2 separate regions of the Homo sapiens genome follow, and region 2 is linked to region 1. Evidence: chromatin loops called from intact Hi-C (ENCODE). Cell type or tissue: endothelial cell of umbilical vein. All regions are shown on one strand. Each heading gives the region's core, and the rest is flanking DNA. Links, peaks and the distances in the headings are about the cores only.

Evidence for each region. A loop is a pair of places that touch in the nucleus more often than their neighbours do. Peaks named below come from ENCODE experiments on the same cell type or tissue, not always from the same donor. Only the 100,000 strongest peaks of a DNase experiment are listed, where the experiment ranks them.
Region 2: a loop joins it to region 1, with 16 times the contacts of the local background. A loop is called at or near these places in 11 of 110 quality-filtered maps.

Annotation. Positions count from the first base shown.
Region 1 is chr1:230,911,358-230,922,259 of GRCh38, forward strand. TTC13 (tetratricopeptide repeat domain 13) reads right to left here. Exons shown (of 23, transcript NM_024525.5): 16 at 10,064-10,147; 17 at 9,153-9,237; 18 at 4,836-4,945; 19 at 1,266-1,401; 20 at 113-192. Among named protein-coding and RNA genes, the nearest start is that of C1orf198, 48 kb to the left of the region's middle. In endothelial cell of umbilical vein, for the core only: CTCF peaks have their summits at 6,044 (motif pointing right) and 6,610; a DNase peak (open chromatin) is centred at 6,094.
Region 2 is chr1:231,597,977-231,608,878 of GRCh38, forward strand. The region is part of intron 4 of TSNAX-DISC1 (TSNAX-DISC1 readthrough (NMD candidate)); the gene reads left to right. The region is part of intron 1 of LINC00582 (long intergenic non-protein coding RNA 582); the gene reads right to left. Among named protein-coding and RNA genes, the nearest start is that of LINC00582, 8.7 kb to the right of the region's middle. In endothelial cell of umbilical vein, for the core only: a CTCF peak has its summit at 6,209 (motif pointing left); DNase peaks (open chromatin) are centred at 3,975 and 6,125; H3K4me3 peaks cover 237 bases; H3K27me3 peaks cover 359 bases.

The DNA.
Region 1 (10,902 bases), core at 1,180-9,179:
GCTCCTTACCATTTCTTTGTGTACTCTGTACCTATATCCATAACAGGAAGGATAAGCAAAAAAGAACACATTTCTCAATTTAAAATAATTTTAATGACAGGATATTACTTACCTGGATCCTCGAGAGAGTGGCATTAAATTATAAAAGTAATAAACTAAGGATAAGATTAAGTTGCAGACAGCATCAGCCTCCTAGAAAAAAAAGATACAGACTCATAAATACTATAAAGATTACAAACTAATTTTTCATTAGGTGACAGAACACACAAGAATAATCTACATCAAGAAGAGGATTGTTTTCTTCCTCCCCCATAAGAATCTACTTTTCAAATTCTTGAATATTCTATACCCTTTTGTATCATTTTTTTCCAATTTAGTTCAATTTAGAGCAATGTTTTCCCAGCTGTTTCTTAAACTGCAACTCTTGGATAAACATAAAAATCTCAGTCTCCTTTAACGTTATTTGAAATGTCAAAATATATATTGTGACTAAAATTTTAAAAGGCATTTATTAACACCAAATATGTTCTCTCAAACAACATGTACCTTACCCCAAAAGATCTGGGTAAGCCCCTTCCCCTACTCCGCATTGAGATTTGGATGATGCTCAATTATGTGTATAAACTTAGATGTTTAATTATATGGATGCAGTGATTAAATGTTGGAGAAATAAGGTGACTTTTCAAGGGTAAGGGGCACCCGTCCACTGCAGAACACAGAGAAGGGGCGTGGTGGGGAGAGAATGTCCACCATACCCTGCTGCCTGTAACGACTCCACCTCGAGTCCAAGCAGACAACCAAAGAAGAAGGCCACAGACCAGGAAAGGGCCGCCAAGTGCAAAGTATACACAACTTCATTATACTTTCCTTGCCATTAACTCATCAGAATGCATCATCCAGTTTACATTCAAAAGCTCCTTGTAAATATACGGTTATAAGCAACAACCGCAACGAAGGGAAGAAAATGGAAGAAAAAGGTGAAGCCCAGGTCATTTTCATTATGGACCAGCTTTTTTATATCTTGTCAAAGCCCAAACTTATGATAATGTCATAGTGCAGTACTAAATTATTAATTTATTATCCTCCCCATTACTGTAGTTACTAAATACAAGAATTTTTGCCTATAAGAAATAAGAAATATTTTTAGGTCAATTCAACCCAATTTCAAGCATAAGATGTACAATCTCAGTGAAAGGGCAGAGGTTCAAAAAATTTACAAAAGAATCATAGGAAGAGCAGAAAAATGGAAACAAAGAGAAACCTACCCCAAATTCTGATGAAAGAATCAATACTTTTCCTTTTGCTGTCAAATCTTTATAAAGTGCATCTATTTCAGCATGATATAATTGTGTCCTTTCTTCCGTGGTTTGAGTTTCCACAGAAAATAATATATTGCCAACTCTGAAAATACAAAAATAAGTGTGAAAGGCATGTATTATAAGTTCAAACAGCCAAACACAGAAAGTTTTTTTTAAAAAGCAAATAGCATACTGACGTAGCACTAAACATATACAAGAATGTACCTTACCTTTCTAACTATAGACAAGCAAGGTAGGTTTCATGAGAATGCATTCTTTCTTCATAAAATGTGATAGTTGCCTCACCTTTAAGTGACCAGTAACTCATTTGCTCACAGTTAAGTCTAACTACATGTACTTATTACACAAACTTAAGCTAATATATGGGAAAACAATGACACATAGTAAAGAATGCATTTAAATAACCAGTAAATATTTTCTAAGCCACCCCATTAGGATTAAAGGTCAGAAGCAAGAACTGTGTGTAGGAAGAAAGTTCAGGGACTACACCATGGTTCTGTTTTTTATCAAAACAAAAAAAAAGTGGAGCTGAAGCTCCACTGAGGTTCTGTGGAGGATATAAGTTTGATACAACAGGCATTTTTTGTATAACGCCACTAGCAAAGTGTTGCATTTAGTCCTCGGAGCCTACAAAGAAAAGCTCAGCTGCTGCCTTGATTGAGGAAGGAAGGAAGAAACGGGGCCACAAATTATTATTATAAGAAATGGGATCTTGCTCTACCACCCAGGCTGGAGAGCATTGGCATGATCATAGCTCACTGCAGCCTCAAACTTTTGGGCTCAAGTGATCTTCCCGCCTCAGCCTCTTGAGTAGCTGGGACTACTGGTATGCACCTGTAGTTATTTTTAAAAATCTGTTGCAGAGGCAGGGTCTCACCATGTTGCCCAGCCTGGTCTCAAACTCCTGGCCTCAATCTTCCCATCTTGGCCTCCCAATATGCTGGTATGAGCCACCACTTCTGGCCAAGGGCCACAAATTATTATGAAACCATGACTCAGGTCATAATGTAGCTCATCAGAGGTTCAAAAAAGGAATCTAATTTGGACAACATAGAGAAAAGCAGGAAAGGTCTCATGGGAGAAGTGGCCTGAACATGGGTCGGGATGGGAGTGAGAGACCCAGACATTGGAAAGCAGGGGTGAACTGGGGAACAAGCATTCCAGTCGGACTAGCAGGCCAGGTTCCAACAGGGAGATGGTCCAGGTCAAGCAGGAAATGTCTGAGGCCACTTTGTGAGAGGCTGTGAATGCCTGGCAGGGAAGCTGGTTTGGGTAGCCACAGGCAATGGCTGGGTATGGAGAGGGGAGAGATTTGTGGAGCTAGGGGAACGTCCAGTGAGGTGGAGCTCTAGCAACATTGGTGAAGTGCTGGTGAAGCAGGAGACAGAAGATGGGATGCCAGGCAGAGTCGACTCGAGGGGTCAGGAGGCCCAGAGCAAGGGAGGCAACAAGTGAGGTGAAGCAGGAAATTGAGGAAAGATGTCACGTTTCAAGGGGAGAAATTTCATGTACAGTTGACCCTTGAACAACATGGGTTCGAACTGCATGGATCCACTTATACGAGGATTTTCTTCCACCTCTGCCACCCCTGAGACAGCAAGACCAACCCCTCCGTATCCTCCTCCTCAGCCTACTCAACGTGAAGATAGTAAGGATAAAGACCTTTATGAGGATCCACTTCCACTTAATACATAGTTAAGTATATTTTCCTTATTATTTTCTTTTTTTTTCTCTTTTTGAGATGGAGTTCACTCTGTCACCAGGCTGGAGTGCAGTGGCATGATCTCGGCTCACTGCAACCTCCCCGTCATGGGTTCAAGCGATTCTCCTGCCTCAGCCTCCAGAGTAGCTGGAATTACAGGTGCGCGCCACCAGGCCTGGCTAATTTTTGTATTTTTAGTAGAGATGGGATTTCACCATATTGGTCAGGCTGGTCTCGAACTCCTGACCTAGTGATCCGCCCGCCTTGGGCTCCCAAAGTGCTAGGATTACAGGCGTGAGCCACTGCGCCCGGCCGACTTTCTTAATAACATTTTCTTTTCCCTAGCCTACTTTACTGTAAGAATACAAAATATAATATATATAACATATAAAATATATGTTAATCAGCTGTTTATGTTTTTGGTAAGGCTTCTGGTCAACAGTAGGCTATTAAGTTTTGGGGTAGTCAAAGGTTATATGCAAATTTTTGCCTGCTGGGGTGGGAAGGTCAATCCACCTAACCCCTGAGTTATTCAAAGATCAACTGTACTTATATAGTAATTTCATTTCTGCTTAGGAATCTGATCTGAGGATACACATCGTGGATGTGTGAAAAGGTAGGAGAACACTTTTTATGTTAAATAGCACAACCTGCAATCAGGGGAGAATGATCTTTATTGGGAACGTACTTTGATAAGAAGCTTGAGGTAGAGATCAAGACTTCAAAGATATAGAAAAGCCCTGAAATCTGGAAGTTGCTGAACTGGTGTTTACTCATGAAGGCCTGTTTAAGTTTTGACATGGAACTTGAAGAGGTGGCTCCTTGTAGTTTAGAGGAAAAGTATGTGAGAAAGCCAGAGCCCAAGAGGCAGAGGGGCTGGAGAATGTGAGTCATAGTCTCACTGCTGAGCAGGTGGAAACCAGGGGGAGGGCATGGCACTTCCCAAGGCTATGCACCTGAATATGGGGTGTGTGTGTATGTGTGTGTGTGTGTGTGCACAGCTCAAGGCAATTCCACCCACAATTCAAGGAATATGGAGGCTGACAGACAAAGCTTGGATTTCAGATGTAAATAAAACTAGAGTTAATAAAAATGTTTACTGCAGTGCTATTTATAAAGCAAAACAATGAGAAATACCCTAAGTGGTCAATAACAAAAAGATCAGTCAGAGAAATTCTACATCTATACAATGGAATATTATGCAGTTACTAAAAATACTTTTAAGAATATGACTGGGGAAATGATTGTGATAATGTAATGGTAAGGGTAAATAGTAGAACAGTCTAACCTCAGTTTTTAAAGAAAATAACTTGATTTTTATTTTGTTAATTTTGCTTATCTGTATATTCTAAATTTTCTACAATAAGATTATACTACTCATTAATTATTAAAGCTGTTTTCTCTCTCTCTCTCTCTCTCTATATATATATAGATTGGCTTTTATACATATATATTTAAATCTACAATGGACTTCAATCCGCCAACTGCTCATCTTTTTTCATTTTATTAGTAAAAGCCTCCCTCGCCCCCCCAAGGAACTTCAAGAACCCAGAAGAATGTCTCCCACAAACTACATCATACATAGTATCTAGAAAGTCCTTAGATTTAGACAGTCAGAAAATGTATCTGCTGGTGTAATACTTTAGATGTCACATTTTTTTAAATAACTGGTTATAACTGCTCACTGGACCTTGATACTTTTCATTTCAGGATGGAGCAAAAGTTCAACACCACAAAACTCTATAGTGACAATAAGCACAGGCACCCTTCCTGCCTCGTCTCTAGTTTACACCCACATTAAGAAGCGCACATACTTGTCTCCTGTAATCGTGATTGTGAATCCATCATATTCCTTCCCTTGGTCTTTAAGGCTGGGAACTTTTGTGTTCACGGTGAACCCATCCTTCGTTTTAGTATTAAACTGCTTTCAGGGAAAAAGAAAATTCACGTTACTAGTGTTTCATTCACTGTAAACCCCAACTGCAACTCTGTAGTGCTGGCTCTACCTTACATGTTTTTAAAAAGGGCCAAGGAGGTCATCTGATACAAGAGATGGTGGCCTGGTGGCCAAGGACATCTCTGCCTGTCTTCAGGCCCCAACAGAGCCCAGGTTACGCTCCCCACAGCTCCTACCAGAGGCCAGCAGAGAACCTCAGCACCAAAAGCTCACAGGTTCTCTTCGTCAACAAGGGGCACTGCTCACTTCTAAGAGCTCCCTTTGAATGTTTTCTCATGTCCATCTTAGTAGGCAGCAACCTTGAATCATGGCAGAATAGTTGTACCTAACATCCCGTAACTCAAAAATGCAACTTATGCTCATACTAGTGCTCAAAGCAGAGACTGATTTTTCTGAAGAGTACCCAGGATTATATCCACTAACTGGAGAACTTCATTCACACCCACACCCACACCCACCCAACTCTGTGAGCCACAGATAAGTCGGTTAAGTTAAAAGAATTACTCGGAGTTAAGAATGGCTTTCGGAGTGATAAATGTATGAACACAGTTTCAGACGTTAGCTTTCTGTTTAAAACATTTGGGACAAACCTGCAATGGCAATAAATAGGTTTCAGAAAATGACCCCCAAATTTAGTTAACTTAATATTGCCAATTTTTTTTTTTAATTGATGGACTGGAAGTTAAGAGAAGCAACAGTAAAGTACAAGAGGCTGCTGCTTCATGAGGGGAGAGCTTGTCTAGAAACAGAAAGATGCACCAGGTGTCACCAGCAGCCCAGAAGCCAGAGGATGAGTGGCACAGGTCATAAGGCCCACAGCAGGCACTGAGCAGGCAAGCATCTTTCACGCCAAAAAAAACGACTTTCAGGAGAAGAAATGCGTTAACACACTATGTGCCAATTCTCATCTAATCCTCACAACATACTGATAGCACTAGGTATGGTCTCAATCTTACAGATGAGAAACGAACTAGGTGAGGCAAAGTCTGGCTGAGTCCCAGCCAGCAGGGAAGCCGCAGAGTGGGAATGTGGGCCCAAGGTCTTGGTGAATTCCAGTCCGCGTTACTTGCTAATAAACCGCCTCTAGGGGGCGCTGACATACACGTTAACTTGGTTTTTCATCAACAGTACCATTGTGCCTTTCAGTGGAAGTTGACCTGGTACATTCCACTAAGCACTTTAAACACTCAAATATCTTGTTGTATATTCTGCTGTGTGTGCCTTGCAAAGTACCAATATATCCGTAATCCTGGGTAAAGGCTAGATGTATAATGCTGAAATGGAATGTCATCCCACCGCAGAGAACAAACATCTTACATCTTTCAGACAACAGTTGGTGATTTCACACCGAGAGGCACACTGAGGCTGGCGATGCCGCGTCTCAGGCTGCATGCTAAGTGACTACAGTCTTGTAGCCCACTCTGTTTTTCTTCTTAGACAAAGACATATAAAATATTAAAATCTCCCTAAACTGACGTTGTATTCTGCCTAATACCACAGGACATCTAAATGCCTAACTAGAATACCCACAGGAAGGCAGCTGAAGAGCCCTCACACACCAGTTTCCTTTCTATATGGTACATCTCAGGGCCTGTGGTGAAGCCATTCTGCCCCCTGGGGGGCGCTGGGGAAATTTATGGGAGACTGATTATTACAGGGATTGGACAGTTGGGAGCCAAGATTACTATATGTCCCACAGTACAGGGGATTGTCACACATAATGTATGATTTTCTAATGTCCCACTGGATTTTCATGTAGATGAAGAACATGTTTATCATTTAATCAATATGTGGGCCTGGAACCAGACTCTGTTTTGCACTTAAACGCTAACTATTTATTATATAGTTTTCATACATACTGAATTTGCCAGGAATGCAAATAGCATACACATTGAGTAAGGAGTCTACTATATATAGCTTGGAGCTTTACTAAGCTTGGTTTACCATTTCAGAAAACCACATCGCCAATGACAATGTAGCTCACCAAATAACACACAGATATGGGGCTACACTTATAACTGTCACATTCACCATGATTTTACATGCAGGTGTGAAGCACTGGCTACTGCTTTCCGGCTTCTAGAGAAGGCCTGCCCCAATTTCTGCATACTGAGATACACTGTGTGGACACTGTGTGGACTGAGATACTGAGATGACTTTGCGTGGACATTTTTTAGGAGGTGAGACATATTCTCTGTGAAGTTCATCTTAGTGCAATAAAGGAGTCAGTAAAGGGGGCATCTGAACATGTTTACTGAGTCAACGCAGTGGGTTTGAGAAGGTTGAGGGGCACTGTGTTAGTGCATCAGACCCTCACAATAAACTCCACGAGGTAGGTCTGGCCACAATATTTGGTCTTCAGCAGACCAAAAACCTGGAATAACTGTAAAATAGGCTCATCCACACCCACCCAGGCAGATGTGGGGCCTGGGTCAGATGCTCAGCTCTGTTCATGACATGCTACTTCCTTGCTATTCCTTAGAAATAGATACACTTTGCTTATTCATACAAATTTCCTAAATTTTACATGAATCAATCTCATCTACTATAGCTGCAAGGAAAACATTTACTGAAGTTGCACATTAGTGTTTAAACCACTAATTGGAAAAGCAATTCTAACTGCTGTTGGCATGTTTTGGGGCAGTTTTACTCCTAGATGGAGGAAAGGTTCACACAGTTATAATTCTTAATGGATTATACTTTAATCAAATAATTTCTGTCCCTTTTAGTGTCCTTCCCATTGAATTCAAATGTTTCCATTATTGATATTGCCACACATACTTTTCTTCTCATTAGCATTTGCCTGGTATACCTGGATCATACTATCATACTTTTGTATCTAGCTTTTTGTTTGTTTGTTTGTTTGTTTTTAGGAGATGGGGTCTCACTCATCACCCAGTGTAGGCAAGAGAGCAAGACCCTGTCTCAAAAAAAAAAAAAGAACAGAAATTTATTTTGGAGGCTGGGAAGTCTGAGATCAAGGTGCCAGCGTCTGATGTGAGCCTTCTGACTGCTGCCTCACATGACGGAAGCTGGAAGGGCAAGAGAGGCCACTCCCCAAAGCCCTTTTTATAACGGCATGAATCCATTCATGAGGGCTCTGCCATTAAACACTTCCTGTTAGGCTCCACCTCCCAACATATGTGCACTGAGGATTCCATTTCCAACACATTCATTTTGAGGGGAACACATTCAAACGATGGCATTTACTTCTCTAGTAATTAAAGAGTATAGGTTATTTTGCCTTTCTTTAAAGGGTAATGAGTTTTGACAGGTAGTCAAATCACTAGCAGATCCACTTAATCCTTTAGACTTAGTTTTATTCTTTGTTAGGGCAGTCTATTTAGAAATTGTTCTTAGTCCTAGGTTGTGGGCCTTACTGTAAAGTATGGTCTTACTTTTAAACTGTGTCCTTTCTGGGGTCTTAACTAAACGCCCAAGGTGTTCACAGGATCCATCCACATTGGCAAGGCCGAAACTCCAATGTCTCTCAGCACATACACCTCTGATACCTCTGCTCAGCTTTCGTTCCCACAGTAGCCACTCTCTGCTGAGCCTCTCATGGTCTTTTATTGCATGTTCATGACCAAGGTCTTAGTCAAGGATGAAAAGGAGTGCTCACATTAACCCCTGAGCACTCCCCAGCCTACATGGCCTCCTTCTCTCCTATACTCTGCTCTGCAAATTCCAGCCACTTTGGCAGAACCAAACTCCACTCTCTACCTCCTTAGCTTAGCAAGACCACTGTACTCTGCTTGGGCTCCACATTACCGTGCAGTGGTCTAATAAATACCACAGTAGAAAGCTGGGGTGACAGTGGGATTCACATTATTGTAATTAGCCAGTGCCTGAAAATAACTAACTTTTGTCCAGTTTTATAACTGCAATCATGTAGAAGGGCAGCTGAGTACCAGTTACTCAGCTGTGGCCAGAAGCAGAATTCAATTATATGTATTTTTAAGTTTTCTTTTTTCTATATTAACTGCTTCCTCACAAGTTGTTTTTTCTGTTTGAGTCTGATGCCTGTAGGTTCTTTTATTTTGGTTATTATTCAGAATGTGTTCATACGAGTGATTTCAAATAGCATTTAATAATTCTGAGTTCTTTTTAAAAAAGTGCTGTTGGTTTTCTTTTCCTCTAAAAACATGGACTGCCATTCTGATGCTAAAGTTACCTTCATAATCGGAAGAAGGTCTTCTACTTTGTGTACCTTTTCCAGGGCTTCCCGAACTTCCAGCAATCCTTTAGGATTATTAGCTCTTAAAGAGAGACAGAGAGAGATGGCAACTGAGATTAATGCAGAATTGTAATAATTAATCATGCAATTATCTTTAATTTAAATAAATTGACCTCAATTTTGAGTAGCTAAACATTCAAAATGGTAGGCCACAAATAAACCTTCCAAATAACGGGATAGTTCAATTCTAATGAGTTTTGGACTGCAGATGAAAATTAAGGAAACAGCAGCAGATGAGAATTAAGGAAACATCTAGAAGGCAAAACAGGAAAAAGCAGAATGGATCAAAAGCCAGTGTTTGTGTGAACATGTATGGTTATGAGTTTGGTTCTTAAACTCTGATTTTCCTATTCCAGCTCTAAAATTATATGTGGATGTTTTGTGTTGTTTTTTTCCTTTCTAAAGCTGCTCAAATGAAAGTATTCTGCTAGGTTTTTCCACCGATTTTATATTTACTTGGTGATATTTAAGCATTCAGATTTTTTTTCTCCTAGTGTTCTGCTCATTGTTTTGTCTATCCCATCCTGCCTTTCAAGTGAAGGAGAGTAAGTATTAAAGCTGAAATCCCTAAAAGATAAATCCAAAGAAACATCCTGCTTTATAGAAGAAAGAGACTAGAAAAGTCACAATAGTGCACATAAAGTTAAAAACACTTCAGTTGAGGTCTGTGGATTTTGTATTAAAAAGAAAGTGATTATGAAAGCCTTTACGATTCTAAACACTGTGTAAAAATTTGATAGACCTTGTTTAGCCCGTCAACAGGCTTAGTTCTCAAGTTTCAAAAATATAACAAATATAAAACACATGAAATCAACTCATTACTAAGAAGGAGAAAATTAAAGGCTTACCCATGATAAACAAGAATTCTGTCTTTAATAAAATGAAGTATTTTCTCAAAATATTCTAGGTATCTCATGTTGATCACCTGACCCCTATAAGGCAAAAATAATAAAATTAAGAATATTTTTATAGAAGAATATGCTCAAGCCAACATCTAATTTCAAAGTTAATTTAAAAAAATAAGAAACTATGAGAATAATGTAGAAAAAAAAAGTCTGGGAAATTCGCTTGTTCATAGTCAATGAGTGGTGAAGCAAAGCACCGTCTTAGCAAGACTGCCTGCCAGCTCACAGGGCCTATTCTGGCATCAAACTCAGTGCCAGATCAGCCACAATGGGAAGACAAATCCCCCAGCACTAAAGTGAGGTCCAGACTTTCATATCAGCGTCCTCTGACGGATCCCATCACTTGTGGGCAGTGTGCCGTCTCCCCTCCCTCAGTTCTCCCAACAGCATTATCCAATACCCTGTCTTGCTCTCTAGCTCACTAGCAGTCTCCTTTCCTCTACCCACTCGGAATACTCTTTTCCTCACATTTCTATCCCTTCTGATCTTTTCCTTTTAAACTCACTCCCAGAACTCCATGTTCAGCCAACATGCTGAGTCACATGACACAGCCGACTGCTCCCAGGACATCGCTCCCTGGGTTCCCACCAGGCATCTCAAACCTCAAAGGTTACTGTCAAGTAAGAATTCCCTCCTGCAACCCACACTTCTCCCAGCCTCCCCACTAAACATGTCCACCTACTTTTCGTTCTGGTGCTCTCTGGCCTAATGGGACAACCACGTACCTGAGGGAAGGTGGCCTTCCTCTAGCTCCATGCCCTTCCCACTGCAGCCCACTGCCA
Region 2 (10,902 bases), core at 1,601-9,600, 690 kb after region 1:
CTTACAAAATGAATCATTTAATATGTTGGCACAAATATAGTCTTTCTTAGTCAATGTTCGCATAGAAACCATGTGGAATTATTTTACTCAAAAAGGGAGTTATTAGAAGGATGCTGGTGAAGGATATCTGCATTCCTGAGGGCCAAGACCCAGGAAGCAAGAAGCCATCAGGAATTCCCAGGCCTCATCTGCTTCATTCTTTTCTTCCAAGATTATATCACTGTAGTTTCAGCCAAACACAGAGATCATAATTCCATAGTCCCCAAGAAACAGCTAGGTTAGGGACATAGGTCTCTTAATATAGAAGGGCTGCCAGGAACTCAGCTAGTGGGTGTGTGGGGACAGACCTTGGAGAAAAGGGGTAATTGTGCACTGGATTGACATAAAAGAAGTGTCTGCTCTGAAGCTATAGCAGCCTCCCTTATCCATGGGGTATTGATATGTTTCAAGACCCCAATGGATGGCTGAAACCTTAAATACTACTGAACACTAGACATACTGTTTTTCCCTCTACATACCTATGATAAAGTTTAATTTATAAGTCAGGCACAGTAAGAAATGAACAACAATAGCTAATAATGAAATAGAATTATAGCAGTATACTTTAATAAAAGTTATGTGAATGCGGCCTCCTTCTCTCTCAGAATGCTTTGTTGCACTGTACCAAGGGTAAACTAAAAACCATGGACAGTGAAACTGCAGATAAGCGGGGACTGTTGTATTTGGAAATGAAGCTGTCATTCATTTCCTTCCTGCCCACCAAAAACCCACTGTATTAGGCCATTCTTGCATTGCAATAAAGAAATACCTGAGACTGGGTAATTTATGAAGAAAAGAGGTTTAATTGGCTTGCGGCTCTACAGGCTGCACAGGAAGCATGGCACCAGCACCTGCTTGGCGTCTAGGGAGTCCTCAGGAAGCTTTCAATCATGGCAGAAGGCGAAGGGGAGCAGGTACATCACACGGTGAAAGCAGGAGCAAGTTGGGGTAGGGAGGTGCCACACAATTTTAAGCAACCAGATCACGTGTGAACTGAGTGAGAGCTCACTTATCACCAAGGTGATGGCCCAAGCCATTCATGAGGGATCTGCCCCCGTGATCCAAATACCCCTAGCAGGCCCCACCTCCAACATTGGGGATTACTGTTTCAACCTGAGATTTGGGTGGGGACAAATATCCAAACTATCTCACCAACCAACCCCTAACTGTGATCACTGCAAATAAACCCCAGTAACAGAAAAAGCAGTCCAATGAAAGATATAACAATTTTTCTATTTCTTCTGAGTTTAGAAAAATGAGCTAGAAATTTGGTGTGTGGGAAAGTTCGTCTAAAGTCTTGTATATGCTCAAGAATGCCTTGTCTGTGAGTGTGCTCTATAACATTTCGAGAAACTACAGAAGGAAATTATAACGCCTTTTCCCATGAAAACTGTTAGGAAAATGGGGCCAGGAGCAGTGGCTCATGCCTGTAATCCCAGCACTTCGGGAGGCCGAGGCGGGCAGATCACGAGGTCAGGAGATGGAGACCATCCTGGCTAACACGGTGAAACCCCGTCTCTACTAAAAATACAAAAAATTAGCCGGGCGTGGTGGCGGGCGCCTGTAGTCCCAGCTACTCGGGAGGCTGAGACAGGAGAATGGTGTGAACCCAGCAGCGGGTGCTTGTAGTGAGCCGAGATCGCGCCACTGCACTCCAGCCTGGGCGACAGAGCGAGACTCCGTCTCAAAAAAAAAAAAAAAAAAAAAAGGAAAATGGATGCCAGTTGACAGGATCAAATTTCGTATTTGTATACTTGGTAGATTTGGAACTCTAAAGTAGATCCTATGAGGAGACAGATAATTGAACAACAACAACCAAAAAGTAAAAAAAACTCTGTGTCCTAGATGACTCCATGAAATGTAAGTCAAGCACTATGGTATACCATATTTACCCTAACAGAGAAACACTCAGAAACCTAGCCGGTTTTTTGAGGGAAGAACTATTTGTATAGAAACCTGGAGGTACAAACCATTTAGTAGGAGAATTGTCCTATTGTGCCTTCAGCCACATCTCATTTAAAATCGTAAGTAAAGAAAGTTCTAGAGCCTGTAGTAAAAATATTTATTCAAATGTAAATTCATTTATTCAAATGCATTTTATCTACCCTTTCCTTCCATCCGGCACCTTCTCAAGGACCTCTCTAGTATAGTATTTTGGGATCTTGAATCAGCTGCTGACCATGGCTCTTAGTTGCATAGAGACCTCTTGTTGTAAACGCATTTGCTTGTCGTGGAGCTTAACATTTATTATTTAGTAAGCAAAGATAGACATGGGTTCAGGATCCTGCAGAAATTAAACAGAGGTCCTTGAAAAACTTGAATGTGTCCTGCTTATCTTTTCATTTCTCCTTTTCCTGGGTTTTCACTGATATCCGTATGGGAAAAATATAGCTATATTTTCCTCTTGTATTCTCCAAGCAAGTACTGAGTAGCCCAGATTCACCATTTGACAGGAAACAGTGTCATCACCGTAGGCAGATCTAATACCGATGGAAAAGAGCTGATGTAATTTAAATGCTCTCTGTGATTTCTGGAAGTCTTTACAGAATTGTTTTGTATTGTAAGAGCCGCCAAAGGCAGCTGTACTAAGCAACATTTAACAGAGTAGTAAAATGCATTTCAGACCAGGAGGAATTCAGCCATGCTAGCACATGGCACCTTCCACGCTGAAAGGCAAATCACAATCAGAATAAGGCCCACGAAGTTTATTTCACCTACTGTGTTTGCAACTTTGCCAAACCGCAACTTTAACAGTGACATAGACATATAAATATATAATGTACATGAACAAATGACCAGTAAACTTTGACATCTGGTTTTTATCTTAAGTCTGTTTCTTTGTCTTGTCACTGTGGAAAAAAACCCGGAAAAGTCTTGAAAGCTAATTAGCTCCAAATTTATTTTAGGAATGAAGGGCCAAAGAGTTTTGATGACAAATTTTTCTTTGTTGCAGCTGCCAAGCTGGTCTCTGACCCCTCAATTTAATGGAAGTGATTATTTATTTGCACATACGTCCTTTGTTTTTTTCAATACAGAACTCTCTTTCCTGGAAATAGGCACCTAGCTTCTAATTCCCATTTGCAAAGAATTTGCTGTCTTAAACAAGCTTTAAAATACTGTACTAAACATCTCTTTCAATATATTCCTTTATTAAACTGATTTCTAGGCTTTATCAGAGGGAATGTATAATAATAATATGTATTGTTTTTTGAGTTTACATTTTCCTTCAAATTAAAAAATTTTTTTCTTATAAGACTAATTTCCCACCCAGTTTACATATTCTTAGTGGGTGTGCATGCAAACACACACGTATGTACACATATACACACACAGTTTATACATTCTTGTCTTTTTCATTATATTTATGAATATGTTATTTTGGTATAGGTGTAAATGAAAAGTTATTAATTTCAGGTTATTGATTGTCTATTATTTTGAAAGACCAAAGTTTGACTTAATTCCACTTATCATAATCACAAAACTTCTGGTGGGCTATCTCATCCTTTTAAAGCAGTTAAATAGCTTTTATATAAATATGAATATATAATATGTACACAAATGTATGTACCCATACATATTTGAGAAATATATATAATACATATGGCATATATATGAAAGCACCACTGAATCAGACACATTATATACATTTCTCTTGATTTTAGAGCAAAAAGCGTTTAGGGGGAAATGTATAGGCTGAAGTTAAAGATTTGGGAACTCAGTGGTCATAAAGTTGCTGGTCTAATGATGTCAATGTCAGTCCTCCAGCCTAATGGGAAAGGTATGGAGAACCCCTTAGCTTTCTTCTCAACAGAACTTGTCTCCTTTTCCTCCTCTGCACACTGTGAGACTTTGTAGGACTTAGAAGGCTATGTCTGTGAATCAGCCAGGAAATAGATCTCTCTGCTGGGCTTAATCAACCTCTGCTGCCCTTAGGTCTTCGCAGAGGTCCTGGGATTGCAGGTTCTGGACCTAGCCCAAGGAAGCTCAGTTTTTCCTTGCCAAAATCTACGCAAATAACATCCAGAAGTGGATCACTTTTTCTTTTTTTTAAGAGCATGAATTTAAGTGTCACTCATTCTCCCATGTAAACATTGGCATAAATAGCTGATTTTATCCTTGGGATGGCATAGTCTATCCCACGACTGCCAAAAGAACCTGGACCCTGCCATGGTAAATAAACCCCTCATCTTGCCCAAGAAGAAGGACATTTATATGGTTATAAATACCTACATTTTATTACAGGCTTAAAATTTGATACAAAATGTAAACATTGTGTTTGGCATAGTTGGGAGTAAATTTACATTGCTAATGGTTGCAAAACAAAAATAAGCTTTAGTTAGCAAAGAAAACTTTAATAATTCTATTGAAAATAAATTTTACTGCTATGGCAACTGTAGAACAAAGATAATAAACAAAAGATAACCATGGCGTGAAACCATATCACATTTGTGGGCCATGGGCTGGGAGATTGAATCCTTAGTACTTCTTATGAAAACACAGTGCTTCAGTCAATTTCTGGATCTTACTATCGGCATACTGTTATGAAGACACATTATTCTGCTTAGTCTGCTTGCCTTTTAGTGAACTTAGTTATATTCATGTCTAAAAAAACCTGTAAACTTATTATGCATGACTCATTTTTTCATAGTCTTCAAAATGATTGTAAGGATAGATAATGATCTAGTAAACTAATGTTACAATTAACTATTAATCATTGGCTATTTAGATTTATAGTTTCACTTTTGTAGTTTTTGCCTCTATTGACATATTTTCTAAGGATAAATTTGTAGGAATAAAATTCTTGTGTGAAGGGGTTATTGATATTTATTTTTCTTTTCTTTTCTTTTCTTTTTTTTTTTTTGAGACGAAGTCTAGCTCTGTCACCCAGGCTCCGCCTCCCGGGTGCAAGCGATTCTCCTGCCTCAGCCTCCTGAGTAACTGGGATTACAGGTGCTAATCATGCCCAGCTAATTTTTGTATTTTTAGTAGAGACAGGGGTTCCACCATGTTGGCCAGGCTGACCTCCTCAAGCACTCCTGACCTCAAGCAGTCCGACCATCTCGGCCTCTCAAAGTGCTGGGATAAAGGCGTGAGCCACCACGCCCGGCCCATTTATTTTTCTTATTTAAACATTTTCTTCCTTTGACTTGTTTGCTTGTGTTTGTTCTCAGTTTTTAGAATCATTAAACATTTTGGCCATATAGAAAAATATACAGAAGCCTGGCCGGGCGTGGTGACTCACGCCTGTAATCCCAGCACTTTGGGAGGCCGAGGCGGGCGGATCAGGAGGTCAGGAGATCGAGACCATCCTGGCTAACACGGTGAAACCCTGTCTCTATTAAAAATACAAAAAATTAGCCGGGCGTGGTGGCGGGCTCCTGTAGTCCCAGCTACTCGGGAGGCTGAAGCAGGAGAATGGCGTGAACCCGGGAGGCGGAGCTTGCAGCGAGCCGAGATTGCGCCACCGCACTCCAGCTTGGGTGACAGAGTGAGACTCCGTCTCAAAAAAAAAAAAAAAAAAAAAAAAAAATACAGAAGGCTTTTATTTTATTTATCTTTACGACCTTTTCCCCTGTTGTTTAGGCACTTGTGTGAGCTCAAGAAACATCTAATGAATCAAAAGATAGTCCTTTGGTGCTTTAGAAATGTGGTTTTGAGATTAAGTCAAATCAATAAGTCTTTATTGAGCGTGTGTTAAGTACAATAGCACAGACCAAAGCGCAAAGAGATTCTGGGGATTTCGACTTATGAGTTAATTCAGGCTCCACTAGGGCAGAAGCTGTTGTTCACTTTTCTCCTTCTTGGGTGACAGGTGGGTCTGCATCACAGCTGCTCTGGAGGAAGAGCAGCCATCTCTTCCTGCTGTCACCATTGCCTTGGTAGGACTGGTGTGTGTATGGGTGTGTACTTGTCTTTCTTAACCTTTCACTTTTGAAGATCTTCCTTCTTCATCTTGTCCTGCCCTCTGGAAGGTGAGAAGTTGCTTGTGTTATCTCCATTTGTGTGCAGTCTAAAATGGCTACAGGGCATTCTAAGCAAAGGGGCTCGAGGAGGAGATGTTGGATATCTCAGGAGAAGACCCTGAAGAAATCCCTTCTCCCTAGAGGAAAAAAGTCGCGGGCAGCAATCGAGATGGCTCTACCGAATAAAGCAGTTTTTAGTCAACTTCTACCACCTAGTGGCCATTTCTGAGAGGCTCTTTTCCCCTTTATTTATTTTTAAAAGTATTTTGACATATGCAAAGACATTTGTATCTGTCAATCCATGTTTTCTTTAAAAATGTCAAGATCAAAATAACACAGTGTCACAAAGAGAAGTAATCATTGCAAGAACTAAAACCCAGAGATGCTTAAAGATGGTTCTTGGGCAACCACTTATATTTTAGTTTGTTCCCTTCAGTCCTATTTGAATTTTTAAAATTCTATTTGAATTTTTATTGTCACATGTGTATGATACTTTTATAATATATATTTTAAGTTTTTAAATTTATAAAGGTCTTTTTAATATATAAATAGAGCCGGGCAAGGTGGCTCATGCCTGTAATCCTAGCACTTTGGGAGGCCAAGGCTGGCAGATCACCTGAGGTCAGGAGTTCGAGACCAGCCTGGCCAACATGGTGAAACCCCATCTCTACTAAAAATACAAAAAATTAGCCAGGGATGGTGGTGCACGCCTGTAATCCCAGCTATTCGGGGGGCTGAAGCAGGAGAATTGCTTGAACTGGGGAGGCAGAGGTTGCAGTGAGCAGAGATCTCGCCACTGCACTCCAGCCTGGGCGACAAAGTGAGACTCAATCTAAAATATACATACACACACACACACACACACACACACACACGTTTTGAGGGGTGTTAATTTCTGGCAATTAGTGCAAAAGGTGTATTAAATATGAATGTGAAAAAAGTTTAAAAGGAAAAATTTTAAATGTTTGTTTTTCAGATAACCTTATATAACATGGGAAATAAACATTACTTAAAAATTTACTTCATTTGCTCCTACTTCACCAAATCAAATGGTTTCCATTTCTCAGGTTGTTTTCATTCATTGATCGATATGCAAACGTAGTTTTTCTCTCATATATAACAGTCCATCCAGATTTTCTGACATGGGATCAGAATCTTTAAATGCTTCATTATAGAAACATCACCATCTACAAGGGGGCATGAGTGAAATCAGTAGAATTTTCTTTGCTTGAGATCTCTTTTGCCAGAAGGGCAAGTGGCTTTTGTCAAATGAATTGTGTTTTGATGAAACAGTGTAGCTGATACTCAGAAGCCTGGAGCAAACCTTCTGGTACAGGAGAGGGCCCTTCTGTTGTGTAAGTTTTGCAGTAGCACAGACTGCATTTTTAGCTCTGACACAGTCTTCGTGATTTTGGACAAAAACTAGACTTTCAGACTCGATTCCTTGGTGCATTAGTTTGCTAGGACTGCCATAGCAAAGTACCACAGACTGTGGCTTAAACAGCAGAAATGTATTGTCTCACAGTTCTGGAGGCTGGAAGTCTGAGATCAACGTGTTGGCTGGGTTGGTTTCCTATGAGACTGCTTCTCTTGGTTTGCAGGCAGCTGCTGTCTTGATGTGCCCTCACGTGGTCACCCCTCAGGGTGTGTCTGTGTCCTGTGTCTGTGGCCTCATCTCCTCTTCGTATACGAATATCAATCATATTAGATTAGGGTCCACCCTTAATGACCTCATTTTAACCCAATTGCCTCCTTAAAGATCCTATTTCTAAATACGGTCACATTCAGAAGCACTGGGGCTTAGGGCTTCAGCACTTGAATTTTGGAAGTCACAACTCAGCTCATAGTGCCTGGCTTGGGAATATGGCTAATAATTTCGCCTGGCAGAATTGTGCAGTTGTGAGGTCATGTTTAGAAAACTCCTGGTGTGATGCCAAGGTGCACAGTAGCTGCTCAATGAACAAGCTGTTATTCCTACTTCAGTTTGGATTTTGAATATCAGATTTCCTTAAAGTGAGGAGCCCCTATAACAGAATCCAGGGATTTTTAAAATATTGGATCAAAATGCCATTCAGTCAACTAGGACCTGACACTAATCTATCTCATTGCATCTTCTCTGGCCTTCATGCTGCACCAAGACACTGCACGTACTAAATGCTCCACTTTTAGGAATGCTTAATTGTCCTGTCTGGGTCCACTCACTCCAGTTACTCCAGCTCACCCTGGGAGGCAGTAAGCCATCCCAAGAACCATGGTTAGGACCATAGGTCCTGGAGTCCCCAAGATGTCCAGCTCCATTGCTTACATCCTAGACATAGGCATGGTATTTAACCTCTTTAAAGCTTCAGTTTCCCCATTTGTGAAATGGGGGTAATTGCATCACTACTAAATCTGTAGCATTCTTTTGAGAACTGAAAAAAATGGTCAAAGTAAAGCCCTTGGCATAATGGTAACAGACAATAGATAAGCTCTTAATTTTAAAAAATGTTTAAAAATTTTTTCGAGACAGGGTCTCACTCTGTCTCCTAGGCAGGAGTGCAGTGGTGCTATCACAGCTCACTGCAGCCTCGAACTCCTGGGCTCAAGTGATCCTCCCATCTCAGCCTCCCGAGTAGCTGGGACTACAGGTGCTGGCACCATACCTGGCTAGTTTCGTTGATTTTAATTTTTTGGCAGAGTCTCGTTATGTTGCCCAGGCTTGTCTCAAACTCCTGGGCTCAAGCGATCCTCCCGCCTCATCTTGGTTTCCTGAAATGCGGGGATTAAAATATAAACCACCGTGTCTGGCCGGTAAACTCATTACTGTTGGCTTTTATTATGATTTTTATTTGCCTCCCAGTACCTAGGTATTTAATTATAAGAGGAATGCCCTTTCAGAATCCCTGTCATAGTATTGCAGTTAGCAGGGCTAGCTCCACTGCATTCCTGAGAAGTGATGCTTGGGAGGCTGATATCTCTCCTGCATCCTGCTGCTGCCCTATAAAGGAGGAGGGCAGTGGGGCTCAACTCCCAGCCTGCACACCTCCTCCTCTTCCTTAGCTTGCTGATCTTTCTCTTAAGGGCTTTTTCCTCCCTCTGCCTACCCCGGTAATGACTACCCTCTTTTCCATTTTTTTTAAACTTTTATTTTAGGTTCAGGGTTACATGTAAAAGTTCGTTACATAGGTAAACTCATGTCACAGGGTTTTGTTGTACAGATTATTTGATCACCCAGGTATTAAGCCCAGTACCCAATAGTTATCTTTTCTGCTCCTCTCCCCCCACCCACCCTCCACCCTCAAGTAGACACCAGTGTCTGTTGTTTCCTTCTTTGTGTTCATAAGTTCTTGTCATTTAGCTCCTGCTTATAAGTGACAACATGTGGTATTTGGTTTTCTGTTCCTGTGTGACTTTACTAAGGACAATGACCTCTAGCTCCATCCATGTTCCTGCAAAAGACATGATCTTGTTCGTTTTTACGGCTGCTTAGTATTCCACGGTGTGTATGTACCACATTTGCTTTATTCAATCTGTCATTGATGGTCATTCAGGTTGATTCCATGTATTTGCTATTGTGAATAGTGTTGCAGTGAACATTCGCGTGCATGTGTCTTTATGGTAGAATGATTTATATTCCTCTGGGTATACACCCAGTAATGGGATTGCTGGGTCAAATGGTAGTTCTGCTTTTAGCTCTTTGAGGAATCGCCATACTTCTTTCCATAATGGTTGAACTAATTGACACTCCCACCAACAGTGTATAAATGTTCCCTTTTCTCTGCAGCCTAGCAGCATCTGTTATTTTCTGACTTTTTAATAATAACCATTCTAACTGGTGTGAGGTGGTATCTCACTGTGGTTTGAATTTGCATTTCTCTAATGATTAGTGGTATTGAGCTTTCTTTCATATGCTTGTTGGCCGCATGTATGTTTTCTTTTGAAAAGTGTCTGTTCATGTCCTTTGCCCACTTTTTAACGGGGTTGTTTGTTTTTCTCTTGCAAATTTAAGTTCCTTATAGATGCTGGATATTAGACCGTTGTCAGATGCATAGTTTGCCAGTATTTTTTCCCATTGTGTATGTTGTCTGTTTACTCTGTTGGTAGATTCTCTTGCTGTGCAGAAGCTCTTAAGTTTAATTAGATACCACTTGTCAATTTTTGCCTTTGTTGCGATTGCTTTTGGTGTCTTTGTCATGAAATCTTTGCTCATTCTTTTTTTTTTTTTTTTTTTTTTTTTTTTTTCAGACAAAGTCTCGCTCTATCGCCCAGGCTGGAGTGCAGTGGCACAATCTTGGCTCACTGCAACCTCCGCCTCCTGGGTTCAAGCAATTCTCCTGCCTCAGCCTCCAGAGAAGCTCAGACTACAGGCGCACACTGCCACACCCAGCTAATTTTTTGTATTTTAGTAGAGACGGGGTTTCACCATGTTGCCCAGGCTGGTCTCAAACTCCTGAGCTCAGGCAATCCACCTGCCTCAGCTTCCCACAGTGTTGGGATTACAGGCGTGAGCCATCGTGCCCAGCCTCTCTGCCCATTCTTATGTCCCGAAGGGTATTGCCTAGGTTGTCTTGTGGGATTTTTATAGTTTTGGGTTTTACATTTAAGTCTTTAATCCATTGTGAATTGATTTTGTATATGGTGTAAGGAAGGGGTCCAGCTTCAATCTTCTACATGTGGCTAGCCAGTTATCCCAGCACCATTTATTGAATAGGAAGTCTTTTCCCCATTGCTTGTCTTTGTCTAGTTTGTTGAAGATCAGGTGGTTGTAGGCATGCAGCATTATTTCTGGGCTCTCTATTTTGTTCTATTGATCTATGTGCCTGTTTTTGTACCAGTACCATGCTGTTTTGGTTACTGTAACCCTGTAGTATAGTTCAAAGTCAGGAACCATAATTTCTCTGGCTTTGTTCTTTTTGCTTAG